2 separate regions of the Mus musculus genome follow, and region 1 is linked to region 2. A link is a contact called in ENCODE Hi-C or POLR2A ChIA-PET data. All regions are on one chromosome and are shown on one strand. Each heading gives the region's core, a stretch centred on a gene start or an enhancer-like site at or near the end of the contact. The rest is flanking DNA. Distances are from core to core; before and after follow the strand shown. Region 1 holds the start of Hpf1 (histone PARylation factor 1). Region 2 holds the start of Sh3rf1 (SH3 domain containing ring finger 1).

What was found. Hi-C counts contacts between places; a loop is a spot of excess contacts on that map. ChIA-PET counts read pairs that join two places held with the same protein, here RNA polymerase II (POLR2A).
Region 1: a map of heart shows a loop between it and region 2 (5-fold over the local background). The contact joins the promoter of Hpf1 here to the promoter of Sh3rf1 in region 2. A Hi-C loop is called at or near these places in 1 of 37 maps with a recorded cell type or tissue (heart). POLR2A ChIA-PET finds 5 or more read pairs at or near these places in 1 of 5 experiments (embryonic stem cell).

The regions. Positions count from the first base shown.
Region 1 is chr8:60,889,178-60,893,780 of GRCm38, reverse strand. Hpf1 (histone PARylation factor 1) reads right to left here and starts at 3,353. Exons shown (of 8, transcript NM_028299.3): 1 at 3,245-3,353; 2 at 1-80. The coding sequence starts at 3,292.
Region 2 is chr8:61,221,360-61,225,719 of GRCm38, reverse strand. Sh3rf1 (SH3 domain containing ring finger 1) reads right to left here and starts at 1,549. Exons shown (of 12, transcript NM_021506.2): 1 at 1,374-1,549.

The DNA.
Region 1 (4,603 bases), core at 2,104-4,603, 330 kb after region 2:
TTTTCCACTTCTTTTCGAAGGTCACTGGAGACATCAGCCTCAGAAAACTTACTCTTCTTCACCTCAACTGTCTTTTCACACTGAAATTGGCATATGAAACTTAAGTCCTCCCAACGAACTTCAACAACCACCCTTGCACACCAATATTGCTTACTGGCCAGTTTATGGGCACCATACACATTTTCCTAAATACCTTATGATTGTGAAGTGTGTGTGTGTGAGTGGCTGCTGTTGAGGCTAGAGGAGAGCACTGATCCCTGGAGCTGGAGCTGGGAGTTGCCCAACAGAGTGGACACTGTCCTGGGTCCTCTGCAAGCCCAGTGCATGCTCTTAGCTGCTGAGCCATCTTTCTACCTCCATTTTAACATGTTCAAACAAACAAACAAACAAACAAACAAAAGCAATAACAAAAGCATGAGCTCGTGATACTTAAGTAAACTCCAAGAGATTCTTTTGTGCAAAGAACACAGTTTACACGGTGGTCAAAAAATACCACCCAAAGCATGTCTCTAAATGTGCTTCTCCATAGCAGAGACAAACAAACCAAGAAGAAACAAAGGGAAAATGTAAAGCTGTCATAAAGGCATAAAAGTTTCAGCTCTATTTTGGTACCAAGATGCCATCACATCATCAGGCCTTTCACTTAAACAGACTCATCACGCACACCAGAAGCAAACGATCACAAGTAACTGGATACAAAGGACTTATCAGATAAAAGCTGTTTCTGTTAAGTACAAGGGCACACACCTGTCATGTTATTACCCAGCAACCATAGCACTTAAGAGGACTGCCTGAGCAAAGCCATCGTCGGATACATCTTTAAGAACAAACAAAACGAATGTACAATGGCACATATGCATGAGTAAGCCAGGATGAGACCAATTTCTTTGTATTCTAACCTAAAACATAAATAATGGGGGAAAAAAGCTGTTTTTTCAGGAACTCCAACCATAGTTAGGTCTGCACTACTTACCACAATCATTACTACCCTTCCACTTAAAACCAGATAACTTCCTTTTGACATTCCAAACAAAAAGAGAGGAGAGGTATGGTATAGTTAAGGATCAATATGGGAATATCCTCTGAGCTAAAAACCATGTCTTTCGGAAAAGGCTTTGTAATGCTAAGATTTGCATCTCTAGCACCCATGCAAATTAAAGGTTAAAGGATGCTATTGGAAACTGGCTCAGTGCTACCAAGGCAACTTGCTTACTTTGCGTATCTGTCTTGTTTTCTAAGTACAATCTCTTTCTTTCTGGGAACTTAGATCCTTGTGGTTCTGAATCCAGGCGAAACTCGGCACATTCTACCCGCAGCAGGACCAGCGGCACCTAGTGCTGCAGAGGCTAAGGGATACAGCTCAACGCCGCCCAGTGCGCGGGAGAGCTGCCCTCAGCAAGCCAGTGCCGCTAGAGTCGGCATTTCTCACCCAGGTGTTGATAACTACATGTTCTCAGGGGTCCAACCATATGTATTGGTAACTGTCATTCCAAGCCTACACACTGTATGTACAAGTCAGGCATCGGGTAAGAATTGTTTTTGACAGCACTGTCCTTAGGAGGTTGAAATGCCAGCCAACAGGAAAATAGATAGTTACAGGGCTTTCAAACACTGGGGAACAGTAACTAAATGAAAGAAAGAGAAGTACAGTTAGACAACATGGCTCAATCTTTGTATGATGTTCAATTAAGAAAACCCCCCAAGATTAGATAGATGTGTGGTGGTTTTAAACAGAATAGCACTTATAAATTTGAGTACACCAAGGAATGGCAGTACTGGGAAGGACTAGGAACTGTGGCCTTGGTGGAGGAAGTGTGTCACTAGGGGATAGATAAGACTTTGAGGTTTCAAAAAGCCCATTCCACGCCCAGAGTCTCTCCCTTCCTGCTGCCTTCCAGTCTAGATGTAGAACTCTCTGCTTCTCCTGCAGCATACCTGCCTGCCTGCTACCACGCTTCCAGCCGTGGTGATAGTGGACCGAACCTCTAAAACTGTAATCAAGCCCCAGCTAGGCACTTTTTTTTTTTTTTAATGGTCATGGTGTCTCTTCACAGCAGTAGAATACTGACTAAGACAAGATGTACCATAAAAGCTTTTTAAGGAAACAACAAACTCTACAAGAAGGCAAGGGTAACTCCAACTTCAGGGTGATAGCCACAGTGACTAGAAGCGGCAGGAAATGCTTAGGCAAAAAGGAAAAGGCACCCAAATGGGTAGATGCAGAACTGTGGGAGTGGTTTTACATACAACGTATTTGGTCACATTGTCCCCTTCCCTAACTCCACATGACTTCAGGGACTGAATTCAAGTCATCAGTACTATTACTCTCTACGTCATCAAGCTGGACTTTGTTTAAGACAGGTCTATTGTAACCCAGGCTGGTCTTGAACTTGTAATGTAACTGAGGAGGACACTGAACTTTTGGTCTTATTGCTTCTGCCTGACAAGGCTGTTCTCTTTAAACCACATTTTTAACTTGGTGTTGTGAGAAAACACAACACAACGAGAATAATACCTATGTTCGCCATCCACTGGCCGTTAAGCCTTAGCAATCGCCTCACCCTACCCAGTTTAAAACATAGCTGGTGTCACTTTTGTTAAACGTTCGTTTCCCTGCTTAACTTCTCCCATTAGCTACTGTATGCTTAAGGAACCCATGAAATCATGTAAGAGTCCAGACTGGCCAATCTATCACTCATCTGAGAACCCGTATCCCTTACACTTCCAGGTCAGGCTACCAAAGTAGCCGGGCAGTGGTGGTTCGTGTCCTGGAGGCAGAGGCAAGAGGGTCTCTGTGATTTGGAGGCTACATATTGAGTTCTGATCTACATATCAAGTTCCAGGACAGCCGGGGCTACAACATAGAGACTGTCTTAAACAAAAGTCTTTAATAACTCCAGGGCTTGTTAATTCCAGCATTTTCTTTTACACACCTGCGTTAACCCCAAGCAAAAAAAAAAACGAAAGGTGAAATGTTTGTTCGCGTGTGCCTCGCCGCCCTGGCAGCTCCTCCAGTTTCCATCAGCTGGTTAGTAAGTGAATGAGTGAGTGAGTGAGTGAGTGAGTGAGTGAGTGAGTGAATGAATGAATGAATGAATGGTCCGTCCGCTGGCTGCAGAGCTTCGTGGGAACTGGGCTGGCGCTGGAAAGGAACGACTTCCCCGGGCCATTGCCCCGCAGGGCGGCCCTCGGCTCCTCCACGGCCCATAGCGTCCCCATACCCAGCGCATCCCGCCTCGCCTACCTGCGGTCCCGCCCCGGCCGTCCGGCGCTTCCCGCCACCGCCAACCATCCCGCAGCCGCAGCGAGCGAGCCAAGGCCCGCGCTCCTGCCGCTTCCGAGCGCCCGCTAGTGCTTCCGGGTTCAAAAGCCGCCAATCCGAGCTGCCGCTTAGCCACTCAGAGGCGCCAATTTAGAGACCAGGCTCCGCCCCCTGAGACGGAGGAGGACGCAAGGCCCGGTCCGCAGACCTGGGGTGGCCCCGCCCCCCCGAACGCAAGCACCGCCCCCTGAGCTACATCCGGGGCCCCGCCCATTGCCTAGCGCCAGCGTGCGCTAGAACCTAGACTATATGACTATTGAATTTGGGTTCTTAAGGAGCGATAAACTTCGTCCTCATATGCTCAAGAGAGATAGCTTTAAGATGCTGCCTCACTTCAGCCTTTTCGTTTTCTTTGTTTCTACTCATTTAAAGAATTAATTTTTTGCACTCCATCCCTTTCTCTCTTTTTTTTTTTTTTTTTTTTTTTTTTCCGAGACAGGGTTTCTCTGTGTAGTCCTGGCTGTCCTGACTCAGAAATCCGCCTGCCTCTGCCTCCCGAGTGCTGGGATTAAAGGCGTGCACCACCACCGCCCGGCTTCCCTTTCCCTTCCTATTGCACTATTGTCTAACACTAAGTAAACCTATCTTTTCTCTTTTCTTTACCTCCCTCCATTTCCTTCCCTTTATCTTCACATCCTCTCTCTCTCTCTTTCTCTCTCTCTCTCTCTCTCTCTCTCTCTCTCTCTCTCTCTTCTCATTTCTCTGTTCTTCATTCCTAATACAATTCGTTTTTTGTTTTTGTTTTTACAAATCTTGGCTATGCTTAGTGTAAGCCCTGTACCACGAGCAGCTGCAGCACCCCGAGCCAGTTTAAAAAGGCACACTGTCAGGCTCTACCCAGAGCTTAAAAATCAGAATCTGACTCTCAGGAAGAACACAGTTTGGAAGACACACTCCTCCACCACCTTCCCCTTCTCTTCCTTATTCACAATTTGTATACTCTCATTTTGTGGAACATATCCTTGGTTTTAAACTTATTTTATTTTTAGTTATATGAGTGTAGATTTGTAGATTTGTGTGTGTGTGTGTGTGTGTGTGTGTGTGTGTGTGTGTGTGAGCGCGTGTCCCACAGATGGCAAAAAAAAGGCATCGGATTCTCTGGAGATAGAGTTATAAGTGGCAGTGAGCCACTCGACGTGGGTGTCCTGCAAGGGCAGTGTATTACTCTTCACCACTGAGCCTTCTCCTCCGGTTTTGAGGAGCACTTCAAACCAGGGGCACAGCTGCTCCCTTGCTGTAACTGGGGCGGGAGTGAAAGAGAAAATAAAAGACCTAAAGGTC
Region 2 (4,360 bases), core at 300-2,799:
TAGTCCAGCTTGGCTTTGGAATGTGGTTTCTGAGCTCCAAAGTCAACAATTAAAAACACAACAGGCTTCTTAAACGATTCCCTACTAATCCCTGAAGGTATCTAGAACCTCACTGGGCAGCAAGAACTAGCAAGCAATAAACAGGATTTATGAAAAAGCAATAAAAGACCGATATCGGCTGCCTAATGAAGTTCTCAACTTATTGGAGAACCTAAGCAAAACCGACTGGAAGTTTCCTCTATCTAAAACAATACTTTTAAGTCCAACGACCTTCCCAATTTTTAAGCCACCGTTATCATTTAAGAAGCCTTGCCCTGGGTGAATGATCCCAATATTAAATACATATGTGTCTTCCCTGTCTGAGAACAGACAGCTTAATCTTATCTAAGGCCCCCCACCCCCCACCCCCCAGAGCTGATGGTCGGCAATTCTAAAAGATATAGCCAAAACCTGCTTGAAAATAGCTACAAGAAAAATCACCCTTTCCGGCATGGCTGACAAACTCTGAAACAGATTTCTGAACCGCTTGTCTTAATCCCATTCAGAAAAATCTAGTAAAATGTTCACCAAAATTCGACGATGGAATGAATGCTAGGCTTAAAACTCTGGGTACATCTGAAAAACGGCCCCCTCAGGAGAAAGAGTATTTGAAGCCAGTTGGTGCATCGCTGTCCCCACCACCACCACCACCCCAACCAATGTAGATGCCTAGGTGGGGAGGGGGTGAAAGGATTTGGAGGCTACATTAACAGCTGTTCCTGACTAGTCGGTTCTGGGGAGAGCCAGGGTACGCCCCTCTTCCCACGGTGGGGCACAGGTAGCCCCCAACCCCTTGGCGTGGTGCTCGCCACAAACACACCCCAGAGCCAGGTGTCGCCAGCCGGGGACAGAGATGGTCCTAGGAGCTGAGGCTGCGGCCGGGTAGCTCCAGAAACAGGGAATCTCACCCAGCTGCCTCCTCTCAGCCTCCCTTTAGGTCAAATCCAGGACAAAAAAAAAATTGCCCAACACCGATCGGTGGAAGTTTTCAAGGACTTAAAGAAAAATAAAGATGCAGCCTTAAGTTGGCCAAAGTCAGCGCCACTGAGTGCGGCGGGAAGCAGACTAGCGACCCCGCGGGGATGAGCTCAGCGACAGTCCCCGGAGACTGCCACCCCAGAGGCAGAAGGGACCCGGCTGTGTCCGGGGAGAGAGCGGCCCCAAGGCCCGGCAGAGGCTTCGGAAGAGACGAGAGAGGCCGCGGGGCTCGTTCCCGGCAGGTCCCGGAGACCCAAAGGGGAAGCGCGGGGACCGACCCGCGCGCACCACTGGGATGCGGGCGACCACCGGCCACCACCCCGCGCCCGGCGTCTCCGACTCGCCGCGCACCCTACCTCGCGCCTCCGCTGCTCGCCTTTGTTCGCGGCCCCGCAGCGCTGGTAGATGCAGCCCCGCCGAGCCCGCTGCCCGTGTGGCTCGGCCGCCGCGGTGGCACCGGGAGCCTCCTCACGGCCGCCCCCCTCGCGCGCGCTCGCACAGCACGCCGCCGCCGCCGCCTCCCACCCGCCCAGCAAGGAGGGCGGGGGAACGCGACGCCGCCAAGGAGGAGGAGGAGGCGGAGGCAGCGCGCAGCGGGCGCCCGGGGACCGGAGGGACGCACCACAGCGCCGCCCGCCGCTCGGGGACCCGCGCTGGAGCCCCCAGCGGGCGGCAGCTTCGGGGACGCACTTAGCGGGAGGAAGGCTCGGGGACCCGCGCCTTCACGCCCCGAGGACGTGCACCCCGAGCAAATTTGGGCTACCCAGGAGGAGGGCGGTGGGAGTGGCGCCGAGGGACCAGGAAGAGGCTGGGGCAAGGGCGCCCTGCCGGCCTCCGGCTCCGCCTGGCCGGTGCCTGGAGACCGACTCTTCCCGGTGGCCTGGGAAGGGAGTGGCTCTGGCGGGAACCGATCGCGCTTTGCTGGGCGTGCACACTGCCTGGGTGGATATAGAGAGAGCAAAGTGAGACCCCTTAGTTCTGGAGTCCGGGTTAGTGACCACCCTATGGATCCCGGGGCCCGCCTCTTCCACCCAGCAATCAGCCCCCACTGCAGCAGCCAAGGGAGACAAATCCAAGCAAGTTTGGAGAAATGCGGATCCTAAAATTCAGAATGAGAAAGGGAAAAGAAAAAAAAAAAAACTAGAAAAACAGGTGGGAGATTAAAGCCAGTCTTGGGGAGGTTCTTCCTACCTGCCTAAAATGGGGTGAATTCAAAGTCTGACCCAGGTGGGCCGGCGCCTTGAAGCTGGCTAGGGGATACCTCTTTTATCTGCGCCTTGGAGGCAGCCATCATCATCATCTCTGTAATCTGTTTCTGTTGCCCCGGGCACACACCTGTATTCTCTGAAATGTGGGCTTGCAAAAAGGGGTGTCCAAGGGTGTGTGTGTGTGTGTGTGTGTAGGCTTGTTTGTCAAACTTATTTCAGAGACGCGTTAAATGTTGTCAAAGAGTGTGATTCATTTATACTTACTGTCAGTTTACCAAAAGTAACTTCACAAGAGAGATCGTGTATGAAATTCTTGCCAGGCCACCAACCAAGCTGATAAGGAATTGAAAAGGAATCTCGGGTTATCAGTTCATCTCCAACCAGAGCCACAGCTAAGTCATAATAATAAATAGATAAGTGAGTATCATTCAAGTTAAGAAAATAAAATTATAGCAAGTAGCAATCATCAGTCATTTTAAGCCAGGCACCGTACTAAACTCTTAAACGTATTAATTCCATCCTCACAGCAGCTCTCTATGTCATCCTTCCCAGCTTTGTTCTAAAGAGATTAATATGCTGAGACTTAGACTGTATGAATACCAAAAATAATTGCCCACTTCCTTTCCCGTTAGAGGGAGAACAAGTATGTGTTTATATTGAGCTGAAAAAGGCAAGGGGAAAAAAATGGATGAAGAGAATGAGGAGAAAAATAGTTAACTACAAACAGCATTCTGAAAGTGTTGGCCCAGTTAACGCTGCAGCAGAAACTGGAGATGAAGGCTGGGCAGACTGGAAAGTCAGAGTCAGGGAACAGACTGATTTGGGGGGTATTAAGACTGAAGGTCCACTTGGGTAACTTCCCTACATCACAGAGTAGGACTCTACTCCAGCTCTCTGCATTCCAAGACCTGTTTCTTTCCTCAAAAAAAGTTGGGGGGAGGGGGGGCGGAGAAAAGGTAGGACCTTAATCACATAATCTCTTGTGTTGCTTCATCTTGCATCGCAAGATGAAATGCCAGACAGAGACAATGGGGGAGGGGCTATTTTAGTTCTAAGTTTCGGAGGGTTCCATCCATAATTACTTGCACAAGACATCGATGTGGAAAAGAGATGTTTAGACAAACAAGAAGCTGAAGGAGAACCCAAGAAGGGGCCAGGCCAAGCGATAGCCCCCAAGGACAAACTCCCACTGACTACTTCTGGGTCCCCCTCCTTCTTTGCACCTCCTCCTAATAATGCCATCATATGAATCCTTGAAGAGATCAATAAATTGATCAGATCAAAACCCCTGGAAATCAAGCATCTTCCCAAAGTGCATGATCTGAAAACCAAGACCTCGCCACATGAGCCCATGGAGACAGCTTACATTCAAGTCATAATGCCTTAAAAGAGAAAGAAAGTTTATTTCTTCTACCCGTTTGGCTTTTTGTTTGTTTGTTTGTTTGTTGTTTATACAAAGTCTCATTATGTAGCCGTGGCTGGCTTAGAACTCATAAGGACCTGTTGGCCAGGTGTGGTAGTATATGCCCTTAGTCTCAGTACTTGAGAGACTGAGGCTGTTGGGTCTGCAACAGAGAGAGAGGAGAGAGACCTTCCTTCAAGGCTGTGTTCCTTGGCCTCTCTGGTGGGGTTTAACTGTGACGTTTGGAACAGAATTGACAGTGGTAAAGAAGATATACAAGTTCTTTGTAATCTGCATGGAGCTATCGTTATCGTTAACAGCTGTACTCCCGACCCTTTCTTCCCAGGTATCAAAATGTTAGTGACTGAACGTCCTGTGGAGAGAATTCAGAAGGGAAGGGCTGTGAGGAAGAAAAGCCTGCTCGTCTTGTTTCTGGGAATGGAGCATGAAGGAAAGAATGTCTGTTATGCTTACGACCTGTGAGGCTTTGAGCAGACACATGAAAAATATAAACACTCTCCGACTTAATAATGACAGCCTCTTATCCTCCAAAGACTTCAAAGTCTTTTCCTATATATTATCTCACTTATCTTCTCAGCATCCCTCCAAAGCAGCAAGACGTATAATTATCCCCAAGTTTCAGACGGGAAAGGGGAAGGGGAGAACTCGAGCATCTATTGCTTGTAGTGCTAACAGGAACCAGCCTGGTAAAATCCCAGATGCAAATACTCAG